2 separate regions of the Homo sapiens genome follow, and region 2 is linked to region 1. A link is an interaction called in ENCODE POLR2A ChIA-PET data of the cell type or tissue named here. Cell type or tissue: MCF 10A. All regions are shown on one strand.

Region 1 (4,000 bases):
CTGTTCTTGACCTTCATACAAATGGTATCAAACAGTCTGTCTATGTCCAGCTTATTTTACTCAATATAATGCGTGGGAGATTCACCCATGCAGTTGTGTGTAGCAGATGCTTTTTGTTGTTGTGTTCTAATCACTGTGTAGTGTTCCATTATATGAGTATGCCACGATTTGTTTAGCTCCCCTGCTGATGGATATTTGGGTGTTCTAGTTTGAGGTACTATGAATAAAGCATTCATGTGCATACCTAGTCATGCACACATGCATTCATTTCTCTTGGGTGGACAAGTAGGAGTGGAATTCCTGGGAGGCTTGAGGTTTTTTTAACTTAAAAATTTATTTTGAGACAGAGTCTCTCTGCCTCCCAGGCTGGAGTGCAATGGCGTGATCTCAGTTAACTGCAACTTCTGCCTCCAGGGTTCAAACCATTCTCCTGCCTCAGCCTCCTGAGTAGCTGGGACTACAGGCATGCAGCACCATGCCTGGCTAATTTTTGTATTTTTAGTAGAGGCGGGGTTTCACCATGTTGGCCAGGCTGGTCTCAAACTCCTGACCTCAGGTGATCTGCCCACCTTGGCCTCCCAAAGTGCTGGGATTACAGGCGTGAGCTACCACGCCTGGCCAGGAGACTTGGAGTTTTAAGAGGTCAAGTCCGTCCTTCTCACTGGCCAGGCTTTGGGACATAATAGTGTTAATGAAATAGTTGTCCCCACCTCCCAGTGCCCTCCCCGTTCCAGGTGCAGCTTCTTGGGAAGGTCAGGTGCTCTTTCATACTGTTGGCTATAAGGAATGGAAAGACCCATCCTAGAGGGCTCATGCCTTTAAAGAGCCACTTGAGACCGGGCATGGTGGCTCACACCTATAATCCCAGCACTCTGAGAGGCCAAGGCAGGCAGATTGCTTGACTCCAAGAGTTCAAGACCAGTTTGGGCAACATGGTGAAACCCCATCTCTACAAAAAATACAAAAATTAGCAGGGTGTGGTGGCATATGCCTTAGTCCCAGCCACTCAGGAGGCTGAAGTGGGAGGATCGCTTAAGCCCGGAGGTGGAGGCTGCAGTAAGCCATGTTCACACCATTGCACTCAAGCGTGAGTGACAGAGTGAGACCCTGTCTCAAAACAGACAAAGAAAGAAACATAAAGAGCCACTTGAAGAGGCCTGAAATGCTACGGAGGGAGTTGCGGGCTCTTCTTCAAGGCCTGGTAGGAAGGTCAGGAAAGCATGGGGCCTGGGGCAGCAAGGCAGGAAGGATGCAATTGCACAAGGTGCTGGAGGCAACTGAAGCTCCAGGTTAGTGACCTGTCCAAAGCCACATGGCCAGTATGTGGCCAGCAGGGATGTCAACTCAGGTGAGTCTTCCTCTAGCCCAGAGTTCTTCTGACCACACAAAGACTGCCCTCTCTGTGGGGAGGAATGTAGAGATAGTCAGGGCTCAGCATTATGGACCTGCTGGGTGCTCTGCCCTGAGATCAGCCTCCAGGCAGTTCTTTCTTGGGATCTTCACCCCTGCCTGGCCACCAGCCATGCCTCTGGCCCAGTCCCCTCCCAGGGAGACATTTGCAGGCCTTGAATAGCCTGAGTCATGGCTGTGAGCTGGAGGAGAGAGAGAGAGAGACAGAGCCTGGGGGCTGGTATCATCCAAGACCCCATGCCAGGACCTTCCAGTGAGCCAGCCATGGATGAGTGGGGGCAGCACACAGAGAACATTCCTGGAAAACAATTTGCCTTTAGTAACCCTCTCAGGCTTTCTTGGCCATACCAACACATTTGGTCTCAGGTTGGCAAGGCCTGGGATGGCTGTGAGCATCTGGTGAGGCCTTAGTGGGTCAGGGGGAATGCTGCTTTGGCCTCCTGGGAACTGCCAACGGGCATCTCCACTGGAAGGTCCTGGATGGTACCTTCATGATGCAGTTCATGGTGTGAAGACTTCAGGCTGCAGAATTAGCGATTCACTGACTTTATTCCAGAGAGGGAGAGAGCCCAGATATATATGTATGCATGTAAGTGTGTATGTCTGAGTAATAATGTGTGTGTGGGTGCATGCATCTATGACTTAGACATTCATTCATTCATTCAATCATTCTGCAAATATTTACTGTTGCCTATTATGTGCCATGGGAGATTCCACAGTAAATAAAAGAGGCAAGGTCCCTGTCCTCAAAGGTGTTATTAGACCCAGAGCACACATCTCCATGTGATGCGTGTGTACATAAAGGAACATGTGGCTGCCTGTGTGTGTGTCTGAAGAGAGGTCTGAATATCTGAGTTTCTGAGTATGTGTGTGTCTAAACATATGAGTCTGAGCATGTGTGTGTGAAGGGGAGAGAATTACTCATCCACTTAGAAAGGCCTCTCCCAGAGCAGTTATATTTTCATAAATAAAAATAATCAGATAATGAGTTCATTTCCGATCTCAAGTTTGATGCCAACATTCCAGTGAAACAAGACTCGCTGGCGGGCTGGCTGCACTCTGTGTGGCTTGGATTAGCTGGGGAAAGTGCAGAGGCCAGACCTGCCACTTGCAGGCTGTAGGGAGTAGAGGAGGAAGAGAGGGTGGCCTACAACCAAAGGACTGACAGCATGTGTCTGGGGCTGAGTAGCCCCTCACCCTTACACAGGTATCAGCAGACAACACTCAGGAGTAAGTTCGGGCCTTATACCCCCAACAGCCTGTGTAAGGCCTGAACTTCCTCCATTCACTCCTTGGAACCAGTGATGGACAGAGTCTGTGCTGCTTTGTAAATGCAGATGGCCCCAGAAAAGATGGCCCACTGAGCTGCCATGAATCATGGAAGGCTCAGTGAATGACCCTTTCCCTGGGCACCCAGGCCAGAGCTCAGGGATGCCTGCTGGGAGAACAGTAGCAGGGTACAGAGAGAGGTTGTGACTAGATCCCCTAGGGGAGAGGGATAGAGGCCACAGGCAGACTACAGCCCCTGCTTCTGCTTGGATTGACATTCAAGGAGTCAAGTTAATGCCTCAGTTCGGCATTCATGGTCTTGGACAATGGTTTTCCCAAATGGATCTGGGCTCTCCTGGTCCACCTCCCCTCACCCATGCTCCTGCCAGACACAACCATCTTCTACTTGGCCCTCTCTGCCTTTGCTTAGGCTATTCCTTCTTGGAATGCTTTTCCCCAACTCTGCATGCCCAAATGGATCAGGTCTTGAAGATCCAAATGTGGCCCCCTTCATGCAGTCTTCCCTAATTCTGCCAGCTAGGAATGCTTTCTCACATTCAGTGGTGACCGCCTTTTAACAGTGTCCTCCTTTTCCTCCTGGACTCCAAGTTCCAAGAGGGCAGGATCTGTGCCTCCCTCAGCTGATTTTCCTCCACAAGTCCTAGCCAGCCTGAAGATGGGGCTGCTCCTGCAAGCTGGTCAGAAAGGTGAACGGAGCTGGAGTCAGTAGCAACTGTAGGTGGACCTGGGGGGAACCAGTCAAGGTTGTGCCTTGAGATATGCCCCTGCTCTGAATTTGAGACCTAATGCCAGACAGGAGTGCCCTGGAGTTAGATAGGGGCTTGGAAAAGGGCACTAAGGGGAGAGGGATGGGGAAAGGAGAGGGGCTTTTCCTAGGAGGCACGACTTGGACCCCAAAGCGAGACATCTGTGAGATGTCAGGGTACTACACTGGGGGGCTGGGGTGGAGGATTGTGGGGATAATCAATTCAGAGGCACAGGCTGATTTTCTGCAAGTAAGGAAGAGGAGTCCACAGAGGTTGTCTGTCCATCCATCCATCTGTCCATTCTTCCATCTGTCCATTTCACTATGTACTTACCTGTTCATGCATTCAACAAGCAGCATTGAGCCTCTCCTGTATGCCGAAGCCTTGTGGAGCTTTACATACATTATTTCATCTACTCACAACAGCTGCGTGAGGAACGTATCTCAGAGGAGGAGGCTGAGCCTCAGAGAAGTTGAAGGCAACGTTCAGGGTCACAGTCCAATGTCCACGCTGCTTCTCCAAAACCCGAGCTCTTCCCACGCCAGCAAAGAACA
Region 2 (4,000 bases), 100 kb before region 1:
TTCAGTTGCTGGTGTAAGCTTTAGGGATACCCTCTCTTGGGCCCGCTGGGAAATCTGATCCCATCGCACCCTTCACTCTCTGCAATACTCACTAACTATGCGTTGGGTGTGTATTGAATATTTGTCTCCGTTGCTAGATGATTCACTCTCCCAGGGCAGGGATTGGGTCTGTGTCGTTCACCATTGTACCTGCGGCACCCAGCGTAATGTCAGGCACAGAGCAGGTGCTCAGAGACATGTGCTGAATAAATGAGTGAGTGACAGAGGCTTGGGGAGGACCCATGGCTTGTGCTAGGGTCTCGCTGCCAGTGAGTGGAGGAGCCTAGATGTCACCCCAATCTCTTGGGCTCTCAAGTACACTCTGTTAGCTTCATGCAATATTGGCACCCTTGGGAGAACCAGGAAGGGAGAGGCTGAGGATCCAGACCCCAGGTGCTTAGACTCACCAGAAAGGATGCTGGAGCTAGAGTGGGGTGGGGGCAACCAAATGGAGTCAGATTAGGGGTACGGAGATTCTCAGGCACTCAGCACAAAAGCTGAGACAGGAGCTATTCAAGGCCATAGTGTGGCTTAGGGATGGAGCTGGGGTGGAGACAAGGGTGGGGGTGGGGGAGAGGGAGAGGACACCACAAATGGAACCCTGGCCTCACACCCAGGCCCCACACAAAGAGCTTGGCCTGTGCTGCCTCATCTACTACCCTGCCCACCATGCAAGGCAGGGATTAATATGTCCTGCTACAGACAAGGAAACGGAGCTTGAGAGAAAGAAAGTAGCTCGCTCAAAGTCTCCCAGCTAGTAAGTGTCAGGACCAGATTGGAATCTGGAGCCTGAGAAATCAGCTATTTGGAAAAATCAGTCCAGACAAGAAAATGGTAGGACAGAGCCCACCGTGGGTGAGAGGTGGTGACATGGCCACCCTCCCTCCATCATTTCACCCCTGCAGGCCCATCGTCTGTGGGGACATCTTTTTGAAATTCCAAAAGCTCTGGATGCAAACCCCAAAGCCTCTCTGAGTAAGTCCTCAGGTGGCCAGATCCTCCCAGGCTGGCGCCTACCTCCCTGGAGGATTTCCCCTGTACGGCTTCCATTTGAAAAGGAGCTTAGGGCCTCGGTACCGACCCCGCTGGGCCGTTCGATGCCCTGGCTCAGGGATGCAGAGTGGAGGAGCCTGGCCTGCTGGGGAGGGGGTGGGGGTGGGAGCAGGTGTGGGGTGGAGGAGGGGGCACTGGAAAATCCCTCTGAGCCTGGCCTTGGGTGTTGAGTTTATTTAATGTTACCTGTGGACCCCCCACCTTTTCCCCCATTTAACATCTCTTGTACGTAGCTTTTTAAAAAACTCACATCAGGCCGGGTGCGGTGGCTTACACCTCTAATCCCAGCACTTTGGGAGGCTGAGGCGGGTGGATCACCTGGGGTCAGGAGTTCGAGACGACCCTGGCCAACAAGGAGAAACCCTGTCTCTACTAAAAATATAAAAATTAGCTGGGCGTGGTGGTGTGTGAGGTGTGTGACTGTAGTCCCAGCTACTCAGGAGTCTGAGGCAGAAGAATCGCTTGAGCCCGGGAGGCAGAGGTTGCAGTAAGCCAAGATTGCCCCACTGCGCTCCAGCCTGGGCAACAGAACGAGACTCGGTCTCAAAAAACAAAATAAAACAAAAAAACCCCAAAAAACCTCACATCCTTTATGTAGCATTTTATAAATATGAACTCATCAATCCTCAGAACAACTTTATGATATAGATATTATTGTGCCCAAATTTTACAGGTAAAAAAGTTGAAGCAGAAGGTCAGGGACTTGCCCAAGGTCATCAGCAGTCAGTGGCCGAGGTGGAGCTTGAACCCAGGCAGCTGGCCTCTGGACGCTATGCTCCGAAATCCCTCCTCTCTTTGGAGACAGAAGCCTCTGAAAGTCTTGCTCCCCAGCCAGGCCGCTGAGGGCCTCAGAGATAACCGTTCCTTTCTTTTCACACAGGCCCAGAATTTGTTTACCTTGAGTGGGCAAGTAGCCGCCCCAAACAAAGGGGATGCGAGTGGAGATAACTCAATCGTTCAGGGCCTGGCCAGGCAGTTGGGAGGGCCAGGATTGAGCCCAGCCAGCCTGGGGGCCAGGCTTGAGAAACTGCTGGGACCTGGCTGCCGGCTGTTTGTTGCAAAACAATGAGTCAGCCCCGGAGGAAGGGGAGCAGGGGTGCTGGGGAATCGGGTGGAGAGGCCTCTCCTCCCTCAGCCCTGACTCCAGCTTTTCCCATGGTGGGTTCTGCCCACCCCCACCCTCCCAGACCTTGGTCTTCAGAAGGCTCAACCAATTTCCTTTTTTGTTGTTTGGCTGTGATAGGAAAAGTATTGAAAAATAGAAAGTGCCCTAGACAAGAAAACACTCTGAAAGCTGAAACGTGAAACCTGGCAGCCTGGGCCAACGCCCCAGCGGGAGGTGGCCAGCGAACCAGGCTTCTATCCCTGGGCTCCCTCCCAGGCAGGCACCAGCCCATGAAGGCACTGCAGCCCTGTCAGTAGAGCTGAGAACTTGGAGGTTCAGGGATGAGTGGTGACCGGTTCAAGGTCGCATGGCTGGTGCTATGGCCCGGGAGGGTGGGCAGGTCTCAGGGACCAGGTCACTAGATAGGAAGAGGCTGGAAACACAGACTTCTTTAAAAACAAAACGTTAGCCTTGCCAAGGGACCATGCACTTCTATTCCCACATGGCACCAGAGCTCCTTGCCAGAGGTACACCAGGGTATGTGACAGTTCTCCACCCTGGCCTGCCCCAGTGAGCCAAAGCCACTCCTAACAGATCCCATCTGCCCACAGTGGGTGTCACGAGCCACTCCATTCCTCCTCTGGCCCTGCCTCCTCCACCTCCGGGCCCCTTCCTCTCACTTATCTAGTAAAGATAGTGCCTTCCCGTTGTTGAGAACAGGACAGAGGGAATTTGCTCATGATCACAGAGCAAATTTATTAATTCATTCATCAAAACCATGTTGGGCTGCTACAGAGCCTGACTCCAGAGAATAGTGAGAAGGGAGGGCACGGTCTCTTGGGGAGCCAGCTGTACACACAGATAACTGCTTTATCACAGCACATCGATCAAGACTTATCTGCCATGTGTGCAGTGGGACGCTGAGGGGCCTGACCCAGCCTGAGGGACAGAGAAGTCTTTCTGGAGGAGTCAGAAAGAGCTGGGTCTTAAGAACTGAGTATGAGTGCACCAGGGCCAGGGGGTGATGATATCCACAATCTCCCAGGCCCCCTGTCTTGGCCCTATCCACTGTTGGGTCTACAGAACCACTCAGTCCATAGAACTGAGCTCCCACAATGGTCCAGTGGTCCACAATGGGGGTGGTGTGGGTGTGGACACAAGGCAAGTATCACATGGTACCTGCCCTCAAAAAGCTTCCTGGGCCATTGGAGAAGACAAAACTATCATCCTTGCAATGTTGAGGAAACCCAACAAGTGTTGGGAGCTCCTCTGTGAACAGTTGTCCCTCCCTCTGTATCCTAGGGGTATTGTGGCGGGGGGATTGGTTCCAAGACTCCCATGGATATTGAAATCCACAGAAGCTCAAGTCCGTGATATAAAATGGCATAGTATTTACAAATAACCCACACCTAACTTCTTGCATACTTTATTTTTGGCTAAGCAGGCATGAATGACTCAGGTATACTTTAAATTATCTCTAGATTACTTATAATACCTAATACAATGTAAATGCTATGTATTTTTTTTTTTTTTCCTGTAGAGATAAGGTCTTGCTTTGTGGCCCCTGGCTGGAGTGCAGTGGCTTGATCATGGCTCACTGCAGCCTCGACCTCCCAGGTTCAAATGATCCTCCTACCTCAGCCTCTGGATTAGCTGAGACTACAGGGACACACCACCACGCCCAGCTCATTAAAAAAATTTTTTGTACAGCTACGATCTCTCTATGTTGCTCAGTCTGGTCTTGAACTTCCAGGCTCAAGCAATCCTCCTGCTTCAGCCTCCCAAAGTGTTGGGATTACAGGC

What was found. Peaks named below come from ENCODE experiments on the same cell type or tissue, not always from the same donor. Only the 100,000 strongest peaks of a DNase experiment are listed, where the experiment ranks them.
Region 2: POLR2A ChIA-PET joins it to region 1 with 5 read pairs; 7 of 35 experiments call an interaction of 5 or more read pairs at or near these places.

What each region holds. Positions count from the first base shown.
Region 1 is chr2:43,073,633-43,077,632 of GRCh38, reverse strand. All of the region lies in intron 2 of LOC107985876, which reads left to right. It overlaps LOC124907756 (a long non-coding RNA gene), which reads right to left. Exons shown (of 2, transcript XR_007086299.1): 1 at 3,780-4,000. Among named protein-coding and RNA genes, the nearest start is that of LINC02580, 27 kb to the left of the region's middle. In MCF 10A, no CTCF peak of the experiment used is centred here; DNase peaks (open chromatin) are centred at 1,572 and 2,392.
Region 2 is chr2:43,177,249-43,181,248 of GRCh38, reverse strand. No RefSeq gene overlaps it. Among named protein-coding and RNA genes, the nearest start is that of ZFP36L2, 47 kb to the left of the region's middle. RefSeq lists enhancers at 788-1,313, 2,365-2,889, 2,890-3,416 and a cis regulatory region at 1,768-2,624. In MCF 10A, no CTCF peak of the experiment used is centred here; DNase peaks (open chromatin) are centred at 148, 2,148 and 2,428.